Regions from separate parts of the Homo sapiens genome. Here regions 1 and 3 are each linked to region 2. A link is a contact called in ENCODE Hi-C data. All regions are on one chromosome and are shown on one strand. The core of a region is the stretch at or near the end of the contact, and the rest is flanking DNA. Distances in the headings are between cores, read along the strand shown. Region 1 overlaps LINC00583 (long intergenic non-protein coding RNA 583). Region 2 overlaps LOC105375977 (a long non-coding RNA gene). Region 3 has its middle 140 kb from the start of LINC00583.

Evidence for each region. Hi-C counts contacts between places; a loop is a spot of excess contacts on that map. Pooled maps may share reads with other maps.
Region 1: a loop to region 2 is called in a map of right cardiac atrium, with 3 times the contacts of the local background. The contact joins two enhancer-like sites. A Hi-C loop is called at or near these places in 3 of 168 maps with a recorded cell type or tissue (Right ventricle myocardium inferior, heart left ventricle and right cardiac atrium) and 3 of 50 pooled maps.
Region 3: a loop to region 2 is called in a map of cardiac septum, with 2.1 times the contacts of the local background. The contact joins two enhancer-like sites. A Hi-C loop is called at or near these places in 2 of 168 maps with a recorded cell type or tissue (Right ventricle myocardium inferior and cardiac septum) and 4 of 50 pooled maps.

The regions. Positions count from the first base shown.
Region 1 is chr9:13,937,269-13,941,171 of GRCh38, reverse strand. The region is part of intron 1 of LINC00583 (long intergenic non-protein coding RNA 583); the gene reads right to left. LOC101929507 (a long non-coding RNA gene) reads left to right here. Exons shown (of 8, transcript XR_001746621.2): 5 at 664-769; 6 at 1,235-1,511. Among named protein-coding and RNA genes, the nearest start is that of LINC00583, 11 kb to the right of the region's middle. RefSeq lists an enhancer at 808-1,624. Within about 2 kb of position 1,896, at least 2 of the 41 ENCODE cell types and tissues checked have a DNase peak (open chromatin) inside an H3K27ac peak, as active enhancers do.
Region 2 is chr9:13,443,034-13,447,029 of GRCh38, reverse strand. It overlaps LOC105375977 (a long non-coding RNA gene), which reads right to left. Exons shown (of 4, transcript XR_929484.3): 3 at 437-560. Among named protein-coding and RNA genes, the nearest start is that of LINC01235, 14 kb to the right of the region's middle. Within about 2 kb of position 1,734, at least 2 of the 41 ENCODE cell types and tissues checked have a DNase peak (open chromatin) inside an H3K27ac peak, as active enhancers do.
Region 3 is chr9:13,783,954-13,787,992 of GRCh38, reverse strand. No RefSeq gene overlaps it. Among named protein-coding and RNA genes, the nearest start is that of LINC00583, 140 kb to the left of the region's middle. Within about 2 kb of position 1,697, at least 7 of the 41 ENCODE cell types and tissues checked have a DNase peak (open chromatin) inside an H3K27ac peak, as active enhancers do.

The DNA of each region.
Region 1 (3,903 bases), core at 647-3,146, 490 kb before region 2:
TAATATTTTTAATTGCTTTCTGAAGAATTAAACTCTGGTTTAATTTGAGAAAGCATCTCAAACATTTTTCGTATCAGAGCAAAAGTTACCTAAGTATGATCCAGTTAGAAGACATGCATATTTTAAAATACCTATGATACACTCAGCTTGTTTTTGTTTTTAAAGAAACAGAAAATATGACTTTGGTTCTAAAAATGCCTTCATTGGAGTAGAGGAGGAAATATAATTGCTACACAAATTGTATGGATTCAACGGAGGAGTCAGCTATGATTTCTTTCTCTGATGACAATGAAACTTTTCACCTTTATATGCCAACTAACTGGAAAAATTTTCCTACAATGTTGTGCTCAGAAGTGTGATAGGAGAATTGAAAGTAATCAGTGTCAATTAGAAAGACCTTGGACATCATTGGGAATGCCTATTAGAAGGGATAAGAGCATGCTAGAAACAGATGGCTTGAGCAAGATTGTTGGCTCTGTCTCTTCTAGCTTCCTGACCTCATGTAAGATATATAACATCTCTATGCCTTGGTTTCCTTATCTGCAAAAAGGGGATAATAATAGTAGTACATAGTGGATAGGACTGCAGCCAGGATTAGATAACAGAGTATATGTAAATCTCGTAGATCAATGCCTGCTACATGAGTAACTTTTTAATCCACAGTACATGAATCAAATTGCATTGAATCAAAAGTTTTGTGAAGATTTGAGATGAGAATGAGAGCCAAATAAGCCATATCATAAGAAGCTGTGATCAGAAATAAAATGAGGTATGTTTTGACACTTAATGACATTCTAAAAGATTGGGCGGCAGCAAGATGTACACACGTCTCTGCAGAAAATGTGGTGAGGAGGTAGGGGGTTGGGCAAGGGAGATCAATCTCACAGCTTTCAAGTAGGATTCTGTGGGTGGGGAAGAAAACTAGAATTCACAGAGAAGGAACTGGCTGATATTATTATTATTTTTTTTGATGCAGCATTTCAGAAAACATAATCAATGGCATGCGTCCAGTTCCCATTTAGTAACCAAAGAACTAGCTGCAGCTGTTTTTTATGCCTGGTGGTGCCAGTTTGATAGTGTATAATCATATTTGCATAAAGATAAAAAGGAAGGTGTTATAGAACACAGTTAAGCCTATGGTTTCACCATGAATTAAAGGTAATTTCAGACTAATTAGGTATAATTTGTTAAGGAATTCTTCCCAGCAATGATGACTCTGATTTTGTAATTACAGGACAATGCTTACTGTGGCTTTCAAGGCAGGAGAAAGCACACCCGAGGGGGTCGTGTCCCACACTAGGCAGATCTAATGGTGCCACAAAAGACAGGTGTTTTGTCAGATTTCAGCCACACACTTTCACACCTGCAACGCATTAACTACCGCAGCAATGTTAATGAAGACCAGGTGCCTGTTCTCCAGCATAAATGAGGAACTGGCAGGAGATTTGCTGTTTGCTACCTGACGTCTACCCCTGAGTCTCTGAACCCCGTCCTTCTGGTTGAAGGGGAAGGTGAGTGGGGTAACAGGGTTTTGGGTACTTTTGCCTTGGTCCTTTTGAGTTGTGGGATGGAGATACTGAAACATTGGTCTTCGCATTATGGTAGTGACCTTTTTACCCACCCATTGAATTTCCCATCAGTTTCCACCCTAAAGTAGTGGAAAACATTCTTACAGCACTAAGTATCTCCAGGCTTTCTGTGCTGCTACCCCTTTTGTGCAGAGTTCAGCCTCTGAGAGTCCTGAAAATAGCTGATCTGCAGAATCTACAAAATGGATTTCTGGAAAGTGCTGTGTTATCAGCTGCTACCAGGGAAAGTTTGATTGTAGCTACTTGAGTCTTTTCAAACTTGAAGTTTTGCCATTCCATCCGGAAATGAGTAATGGAGGCCTTGAGCAAGGCTTTTCACTTTAATAAAACACAAGGTTTTCATTGTGTGGGGCTACATCATTTTAATGCTCTGTGTTATGAAATACAAAATCTTTTTCTTCCTCCCTTAAGAAAAAAACTCTGCAGCAAAGCTTTTCCCTCCTCTTTTTTTCCTTCTTTTCTTTGTTTCACCTCTTTCAGCTGCAGTTGTCTGCTCCCTGCAATTTCCAGCAGTTAAGTGAAGTTAATATTGTCACACACACACACACACACACACACACACACACACACACACACACAATTGAAAGTGAGGAAAAGAATGAGCAGGTCTAGGTTCTCAACAATAGAATATAATTATCTAACTCATTACCAGTGACTTCTGGCCATGAAAAAAAAAGCCTCTTCACCCTGGGAGAGGGAAGGATGGACAAATATCAAAATGCTTGACACTGCACTTAAATTCCAGGTCCTAATTAAGTTAGAAAAGAATGGACTCATAGACTTTTAGAGTAGCAGATCTGAGTGTGAAAAGGATGGTTCAAATCCAGATTTCTTTAACTCTTCAATCCCTGAAGTGAATATATTGGGCAAACCTTCAGAAATGGATACTCACACTCTTGAGGTGACCTGTTAGTAACATAGATCCAAACCATTCATTTCAGGTCATTCTGCAGTGTTTTTCAAGACATGTTTCCAATGAGCTTACTTAAGATTTTCAAGAGGCACCCTCAAGGTACAAATATAGCTGGGGAGTTTCCAGAAATCTCTGGCTTTCCCTTTCCACGTCCCACCACCTACAACTAAAGCAATTTTAGTTTTCAATTTACTTTATTGATTTGGTGTCTATCAATGATTTAATATATTAATTTTTTTGGATTAATACCAAAACCTTTGGTTACAGCTGCCAAAGAATACCCTATCTTATGGCAGAAAACACTCGTGCCTTTACCAAGTACTCAAGTATTTGAGCAAATCCAAATTCTTCATGTAGACAATGTTAGCCTTGTATGCAGATTCTCCTGAAGGCCACTTCTGTGCACAAGTGCTGAGGCATTTGGACAGAGTGAGAAATCATGTCATGTTTTCAGTGTTTCTAGCAACCTTAATGTCTACAGCAAATGAATTACTTCTTAACGAATGCTTCTAAAAATTTGGATTATAGGTACTGACCAGGAAACTCAATTTCAAATCCTTGACTCCCCAGTCTTATCAAAAGCCGAACTGAGATCACTGACATTTGAGAGATTATCTCAGGCCTTGCTACTCAATATATGATCTATGGACTGGCAGCAGTGACATAATCTGAGAGCTTCTCAGAAATGCCAAATCGCAGGCCCCAACTCAGACTTACTAAATCAGAATCTACATTTAAAAAACTCCACTGTTTTTGAGTCAACTTAATGACTCATTTGCCTATTAAACTTTAACGTTGTAAACGTGTATTCTTCTAGATCAGAAATTCTTAATTTGGGGTCCTTTGAGTCCATAAATTGGCCTCAGGTTTATCAACTCACTGCAATTAAATGCAAAATTGAATCTGGAGGTGTGGCTATGTATGTTTGTGTTTTAACCCGTAGATCCTTGTTTTTGGTAAAGAGGATTCATAATTTTTCAGCTTTTCAAAAATGTTGCAAACTATACTAATAAAGGTCTTCTTATTTATAGTGGCCATGCACTTCTCTGGGTAGTGCTCTGGGACAGAACTCCGGACATAAAAATGCTATCATAAAATTATAATGGAATTTAATTTTCTGAGCTTCTGCTGAGTGTAAACTAAATTGTTCTTGCATCTTCTGCAAACAGGTGTACAAGTTCGTCCACAGTGTTGTTCAATATCACTTATCAATTTTAGGGCACTAAAAAAAGAAGTGTCCGATGGACTATTATGCTTCTTTTTGTCAATGAGCACTCTATAATTTCCTGTCTCCTCCCCACCCTTCTTTTTTTTTAATGTGCAAGGCTCAAAAAAGCTCAGAACTATTACGAATATGGCATTCAATTACAAAACTCTCCAAAGACAAAATTTCTGGGACAG
Region 2 (3,996 bases), core at 485-2,984:
TAAAGGTGCGTTATTATTATTTTGAGATATATGAAGATTAATATTTTTAGTTCCTAGTGATGCTATGGAAATTTTTTTAAGCAAAACTCATATTCAGGAGTTATGCCAACATGACTTTTTAAACTAATATAAATTAAAGCTGTTATATGCCAGGGAAGTAAAATAGAACTGGGATTTTTATGAACACATTACTTGTGCCATGTTATATAAAAATTTTTAAAACTCCTTTTGATTGCTATTCCTAAACTGATGATGTGTGTTGGGCTCCGCTTTTTCTGCTGTCCAATTGCAACAGAGGAGATAAAATACATCTGGTCTTTAATTTCTCCATTCATGTCTTCTTCCCCTAAAATCTGGAGAACACGCTGAAAATCTCTCACTAGAATAAACTCTCATAGCATTGGCTATTTTAGATTCTCATTCAGATAGTCCTTACCCTTTTATTTAGTCCAACTTCTATAACAACGAAGGAGCTGGCGCAGGAATCTTGAAACAGTGTCCTCTCCGCTCCGCTTCAGCCTGTACCACTCTGCATTATTTTCCAGAATGCATGACCCCTCCTAGAGAACAGAGGAGGAAAGAGCCATTCTTTCCCTTTCCCACACGTTAGGAAGCATATGGACAATACTTTATGGAAACTCCCTTCCCCACCCTCGGGAGAACTGAGTTTATGAAAGGATCACTTTCTGGAATAGAGCTTATGAACACATTTGTCTCTCTGACCCTAATTATTTTACATGGATTATTTTTAAAATCAAGTTGCCCTTTTTTCAAAACTTGAAGAGAAGTAGAGGCCTTGAGGCCATCAAAATGACATCCTGGCCCTAATATGTGCAGTAGCCAAATGATCTGGAAAACTGAGCTCTATACAGAGGCCCTCTGAATAGAATTGAAGGGAAAATGATCTAATTTAGAGTGCACATTAAACACAGGTTTTAAATGGTTTCTTTTCATTTAACCAAATACTCACTTTTCCAAAATGTCAACAGGCATTAAAATATGAAGGATGACTAAATGTGGAAGCAGAGGAAAAGAAACAAAACAAACAAAATAAAAGTAATACTTGACTCTAACAATCACAAGAAATTAGATTATCAGAATTGTTAGGCCGAACTATATAAATTATATTTTTGTAAGTCAAAAATGCCAAACTGTAAATGTCACATAGTTCATTCTAATATTAAGTGAAGAGAAAAAGAATTCAATTATGTTTAGAAACAAAAATGAAAGACACAGAAGAGAAGAGCCAACAATGCTAAACATCATTCAGATAGTGATAGTTAGCATTTTAGGCTTTCTTAACCAAAATTGTGAATGTGGTTCACCTTAGCTCCCTCATGAACTGCCTAGTGCTAATTTCTAATCATGAGCACTTGCCTGTACTTTCACTCCAATGCACTGCTTCTCACCCAGTTTCTGATGGGTAGTTTAAAAATGTCTATGTTTAGAACTACCTGTCTTTTATGTAACAGAATTTCAAGATGGGATCTATGATCTTCTTTGGGGATTAAAAATAATTGCAATTTTATCTTTTTTTTTTATTTTTAGATTTTAAGAAGGTTAGGAATATCCACAGCCTGATTAGACTCGGAATCCTTCAAGACCCATTTCATTTTTTACTTCCCCATATTCTAAACAGGCTTCCCACTAAGCAGCCTTCACATCCTCCCTGCGGGTCTTACTCACAGAGCAAGCCATAATAACAAGCTTCCATGCCCTGGCTGGCTTTTTGGCTCAATGGGACAGTTCTATTGCCAAATCCTGCTTCTAGAGCTGCATGGATTTATCCTTACATGCACCTTAGTGACATGCTCTATTTTGTCTCATCTGAGATCAGGTCCATTTTCTACGTCCTCTGGTTGCTCTTCGGGTGACAAGATGTCTACATCTGGAAGGAAAGAAACCCCTAATATATTTTTGCCTTTTGCCCTGAAAAATACCATGTCATTGTGCATGTGGAAAGAAGCATGTTTAGTAATAAAAGAAGGACATGATGGGGTCAGCTAGGGCTTTTAGAGACAGTCCAGATGAAATTTAAAGAGAGAACTGCCACGACGGTTTTTGAGAAAACTGGATGATGTTAGTTTCGAAACCTATAGCCCATAATCTGGACTCAGCTAAAACATACCAAAAAGCTTAGCTCAGACCTGCAAGGTTCACTTACTCTAAACATCAAACAAGGAAATGTACAAGATTTGCTTTCTTTCTCTTTAATAAAGTACATTTTATGAAGTAGAAACTGGGGAACACAAATCGTTTTATGGAAGCAAGAACTAGTACTTAAAAAATGAGAAATATGTGTGGGGATAGTGTTTATTTTTGTATGCATAAATATACATACATGCAATGATTATTAATATTTACATACACATACACGTATGGTAATAATTGTCTCTCTCAGAAAGTGGTTTCAATCTAGAAACAATTGGCAGACAAAGAAAGGAAAACTGAGAACCGTCCGGTCTACAAAACTATCCCAGAGGACAACCTTCCCAACAATAGGGAGACTGATAGCATAATAATCGCCATAAAAAAAACATGGGGGAGGGGAATTAGAAGATTCTTTAGCATGTTTATGGATTCATATGAAATATTTTAGAACCCTAATTCTTTGCAACTCGACGTTTATTTATGTGTGCAAAAATGGATTGACAGTTTCAAGTGAAGGGTAGTTGGGTGTCAGAGTCTTGGCAACTAGTGACAACTGCAACTCCTGGGTGTGTGTGTGCTAGATGGGGAGAGAAAAAGACAGACAGAAAGCCCTCCCTCCTAAAAAGATATTCCCACCACAAACATGCCACTGTCCACTACAGAGTATGTTTTGTTATGTCTGTGAAAGATTCGGGTTGATTTCCATCTTCGTACAACACACGCCATGGAATATTTACATGTTTGGGTACATCAACAAAGAAAAAAAACAAAACAAAACGAAACAAAAAGACGCACACACAACACACACACAAAGTGGGATTGTGCTCCTTTGTTTTGCATTTTCTGTAACCCAGATTGCGGTAATTATCTCCCTGGCTTTAGAAGCCTTTTCTTTCATTCTAAAGGCAGTTTTTGGAATCACGTTACACTTAACTCAGTTTAACAAATAAGAGTAGTCTGGCAAAATGGCACCATGTGCTTTCCACAAATATTTGTGGTATAGGCAAGCTCTCAATGTTTTTATTATGCCCAAGGTTCTTTGGTTTTAAAGCAAGTGGAATAATGTAAAGAAGGAAGAGAAGCACGAATTTGGGAACTGGGTGTGTGTTGGATGCACTTTGCAAAGCTTTCTGTGCCAGAGAGCGAACGAAGGAAAAGATACATTTTAAAAATAACTGGGGAAATAAAAAGAGCAAAAAAGGTTTGGAGGCATTTAGCAGAGCACAGTTTACCCTGGCGTGAGCTACAGGCTAATGATAGAATAATAACATTTGGCGCTGGAGCCCCGAGAGGCTGACAATGCGCTCACTGTAGCCTGTGCGCTTCACACATTTGCCGGGTTCTGTAGTCAGGACAAAGAATTGCAGAACAGAGGCAAAGTAAAGAAGGGGGTGAAAGAGAGAGTCTGCACTCAAGTTTACTGTAATATAAATATACATACACTGTGCTACAGATGTTCCTCATTGGCAAAGGCTGGCACGTAATTATGCTATGCGCTTCATAATATTTTAATGAGCTTTTTCTCCAAATAGCAACGAAAATGAACAATAAGAAGCTCTTAGGGAGGGAAAGTTGGTGTTGTTTTTGTCCCTGGGAAAAAAAAAATCTCATAATAGGTTCTATTAGAATGGCAGAAAAAACACTGCTCTGGGTTTAATAAAATTGGATTGAATCTAAAATATGGTTTCTGAAGCTAGTTTTTTTTTTCCTTCAACTTTAACAGTTCATTCAGGCTAAAGGAATAACAAAACAGGGGTAACAGTGTAATACTGGTTGATTGCTTTTCTCCCTGTTCTTTCTCTTTTTAGGAAAAAATAAATAAAGCCTTCAGTGGAAACCTTACAA
Region 3 (4,039 bases), core at 448-2,947, 340 kb before region 2:
GTAAAGTCTGGGTATTCATTAAAAGACATGTAAAAAGTCAAATAGACCCTCAATTTAAAATAAGCTGTGTAATTTAAGAAAATGTGCCCATAGCATACAGCTCCATGTATGGCTTGTCCTTACTCACTAACAGCTGTATAGGATTTGCCGTTTCTTCCATGTTTCATGTGATGATAGTGGATGCCGGCTCTTAGCTTCCAACACTGATTGCTATTCAGGGACTGGGATTCTGGATCTGCTCCAATCATGTGGAATCTATTTTGGACACATCATGTCACACTTGAACTCTAAAATATGCCTATCGGTGAAAGGTTCTGTTTATCTTTCTCTTTACTCAGACTCACACAGAAAATGGAGTTCAGTCCTCACACCAGCGGACTTTGTTTTATTCTAAAACCCTCTTTGAATCCTCAGCAGCAGTAGCAGAAACAATTTCTGAACTTCTTGATATGGTGGCTGCTTTTCCCTCAGCACTCCGGTCTCAGCCTTCTGCTTACGACTTGCCCTGCTCTTTCATTGTACTCACTTCCTTCTTTGCAAATCTCCCATATGGGCAATTAGGACTGCGATTTACACTGGTTTTCTTCTACTTTGCACGCAGCAAGCAGCTCAGTCCTTTCGTAGGACACACAGCTGTGACTGCCTCTCCAGGGGAGGGAATTTACCACTAAGCATGGCAGCCTGCAAGAGATGCCAGAGAGAACATCAGGGGCGACACTTCATAGTCAGAGAAGCGTGCATGGAGTATTGAGAAAGGAGAAAAAGCCAAGGAGAGGTCAGGCTTTGATTCACTGAGAGTAAGGAAAGAACCAAATGGAACAGGAGCAAACACAGGGTCAAGACAGACCTGTAAGGCCAAAGCCTTTTGGGCAGAGGGCAAAATTCTGCATCTCATCTAGAAAGATGGAAAAACAGGGGATTCTCTTTGTACCTTTGTCAAGTTCCAGACAACAGTGTGGTTTTCTTTCTAACTCTTTATTGCAATCAAAGTGAGCATTGGATCCTGGAATTACAGTTTCTGGTAAATTTATTTTACATTCAGAAGACTATTCAATAAAGCTTTTTGATATTGTCTTTCTTTTTCTTCTGAGTTCATTTTGTTTTTTTCTTTCCCTGATGAGTGAGCCAAGAATGTAGTTCAGACTTTCTGGCTGCTCCAATTTTGATATTTGAGTCTGATAAAGTTGTCTAGTGTAGACAGGATAGATTTTTTTTTTTCTTTTTAGGGAAGGAAGGGAGGAAAAGGAGAGAAGAGGATTTTCTCAAAGCTCTTGAAAAATGAGTAATTTTAGGAGGAAGGCATTGCTTAGCCGTGGAAAGCCTCTGAGTCCTCAAACTTGGATGTCTTTGAAAGAAGACCCCCATATGCAATGTGGCATGATTGACAAGAAATTTGTTTGAAATGACTGAGAGGCCCTCATTAGGCTGGGACTCCTCACCATCTGGGTTTGAGTTTTGATAATGGGGTCAGGCTCTCTTTTGGTCTGTGCGTTGAATAGCTGAGTGTAATTTGTTAGTGATTGTGGCTAAAACACAAACATTTTTTAGTCACATTCATAGGAATTTGAAACTAACCGCAGTCTTGGGGCACAACAGTGAGAAAACACTTTCCAGCTGCACTACTGTGCTTGGCGACCCAGTTGAGAAGCTCTCACAAAGCAGCCAGTCTCACTTCGGGCTGGACGGGCGCCATTGGAAACAGAAGTGCAACTTTATCACTTGACTTCAAGAAGAGGTTTCCCAGCAACAATATGGAGACAAGATACAAGACAGATCCCATGGAGGAAGCTGCCCTTTCCCAGTGGGGAGCTTGCATGTAGGATAGGTAAGGAAGGGCGCTAAGAGGCAAAACAGGGGCCAGCCCAATATCTTCTTATAGACAAATTTCAGTTGATTTCTGCCTGAATAACAAATGTGAACTGGAGAGGCTTCACATTTACCCATGAGAAAGAGATTAAGCCCAAGTAATCACCCCACAAACCAGCACCTACAAAAACCATTGCTTACCACGACAGTAATCACTCTCAGAACATTCCCCTAAAGGCTTACTGTAGCATGTGCAGAGAAGAGCACCAAACTACTTTTTGTTGTTATTTAAGAATCCCAACAGCCTCTTCAAAATCAGAGGTGTATTTTGAACTTCTGGCTTCGATTTTCATCCTTTAGTTGAGGAAGGGGTGGAGGCTTCAGGTAGGCAATTTGAAGGCATAGCATTCAGATCAGCTCACTAGAGAATCTGGGTGCTCCAAGCCCCAGGTGGTCTCAATGGAAGCAAAGCTCCAGGAATAAGTCAATGAAAAATGTTTTATTAATCATACATTTTTTAAAAGGTTATAAGGGCTAGTAGACTATGTGTGAGGACTAAATCATAGTCCTGGATAGGACTCATACCTTTTTAAACCTCATCAAACTCAGCAGATCTTTTATTTATTTTGAAAAATGTGACTACATGGATACCACCTTTCAGAGACCACAACTGCAACTCACCAATATCTGTAGCATATGGATTCATTCCTGCTTTTATATTTGTAAATATATAAGAAGCTGTGTGATTCAAAAAGTGACTTAGAAGGATTGAAGTCATAAATTTTTTTTCTTCAAGTAAAAGGACGTTTGAGAAATACTGGTCAAGAGTAAAATCAAAGAGATGGATGTAGAGACATTGGCTGGGTGTGGTGGCTCACACCTGTAATTCCAGCACTTTGGGCGGATCACATGAGGCTGGGAGTTCCAGACCAGCCTGGCCAACATGGCAAAACCCTGTCTCTCCTAAAAAAAAAAAAATTAGGGGGGCATGTTGACAGGCATCTGTAGTACCAGCTACTCGGGAGGCTGAGGCATGAGAATCGCTGGAAGCCGGGAGGCAGAGGTTTCAGTGAGCTGAGATTGTGCCATTGCACTCCAACCTGGATAATAGAGTGAGAATCTATCTCAAAAAAAAAAAAAAAAAAAAAAAAAAAGCAGGGGCGGGAGAGAGAGAGACTGACTTGATTGAGTTGATCTTCATTGGTATCAGATCTATAATTATTTTAATACTTTTAAAATTAATCTAGCTTATTAAAATGAAACTATTGAGAATATTTTTAAAGATTTAGCTTCGAAGATGTTCATTGTAATACTGTATATAACAGTGAACATTATGAAACATTTTGAAAGCCCCAAATTAATAGACAATTAATTATACTTAGGTATATACATGCAATAGAATACAATATACTACTCAAAAATTAATCAACAGATATACTATGTACACATCAAAAGAACATGGAAAATGCATTTTCTCTATTGATGTGTTGAAAAAACAAGCTACCAAATAGTAAATACCTGGGTTTGGAATTATATGTATTTTCTACTTTCTTCTTTTTGATGATCTTTGATCATCTATTTTCTCTTTTGATGCTCTTTAGATAATCAGTGTTATCTAATATCTCTATAATAATTATGTGTTGCTTCTGTAATATAAAAAAATACATACTGCTTTAAGTTAAAAATTAATGAACACCTTACTTTTATGCATTATTTTATTTTTAACTTATTCCAAAAGAATATGAGAAGGCTAAATAATTTTTTAACTTTTTTAAAAGATGAAAATGAGTTTATCGAGATAAAGGAATAATTAAAGGGAATAATAATATAACAAATGTATGCCATGTAATTTTGTAATTATTGAAAGTCTATATAGAACTTTCTCTGAATTTCCAAAAAAAAAAACTATACAAAAATGTCAAACAGATGTTACATTGTGCCCTGGAGGTATAACAACTAATCTGGAAAAGCACATTGCTCCAGGCATTGAAGCCTGAGGGAGTTCTCTTTTGTGAATCCTTATACAGAATGAAGGAATAAGAGACAGGCTCATAACCTTTCTAGTAAATTCTAGGCTGATGTTCATGGAACCATCCTATAGACAGGACTACCTGTTGAACAGCTCCAAAGGACACTATTCACATCTTTGTCCGTGTGAAGGGGCACAGTGGAATTGTACCCTGTTGCCATACTTGGTGGCCATAAAATAAAATTTTAGGCCATAAAATTAAAT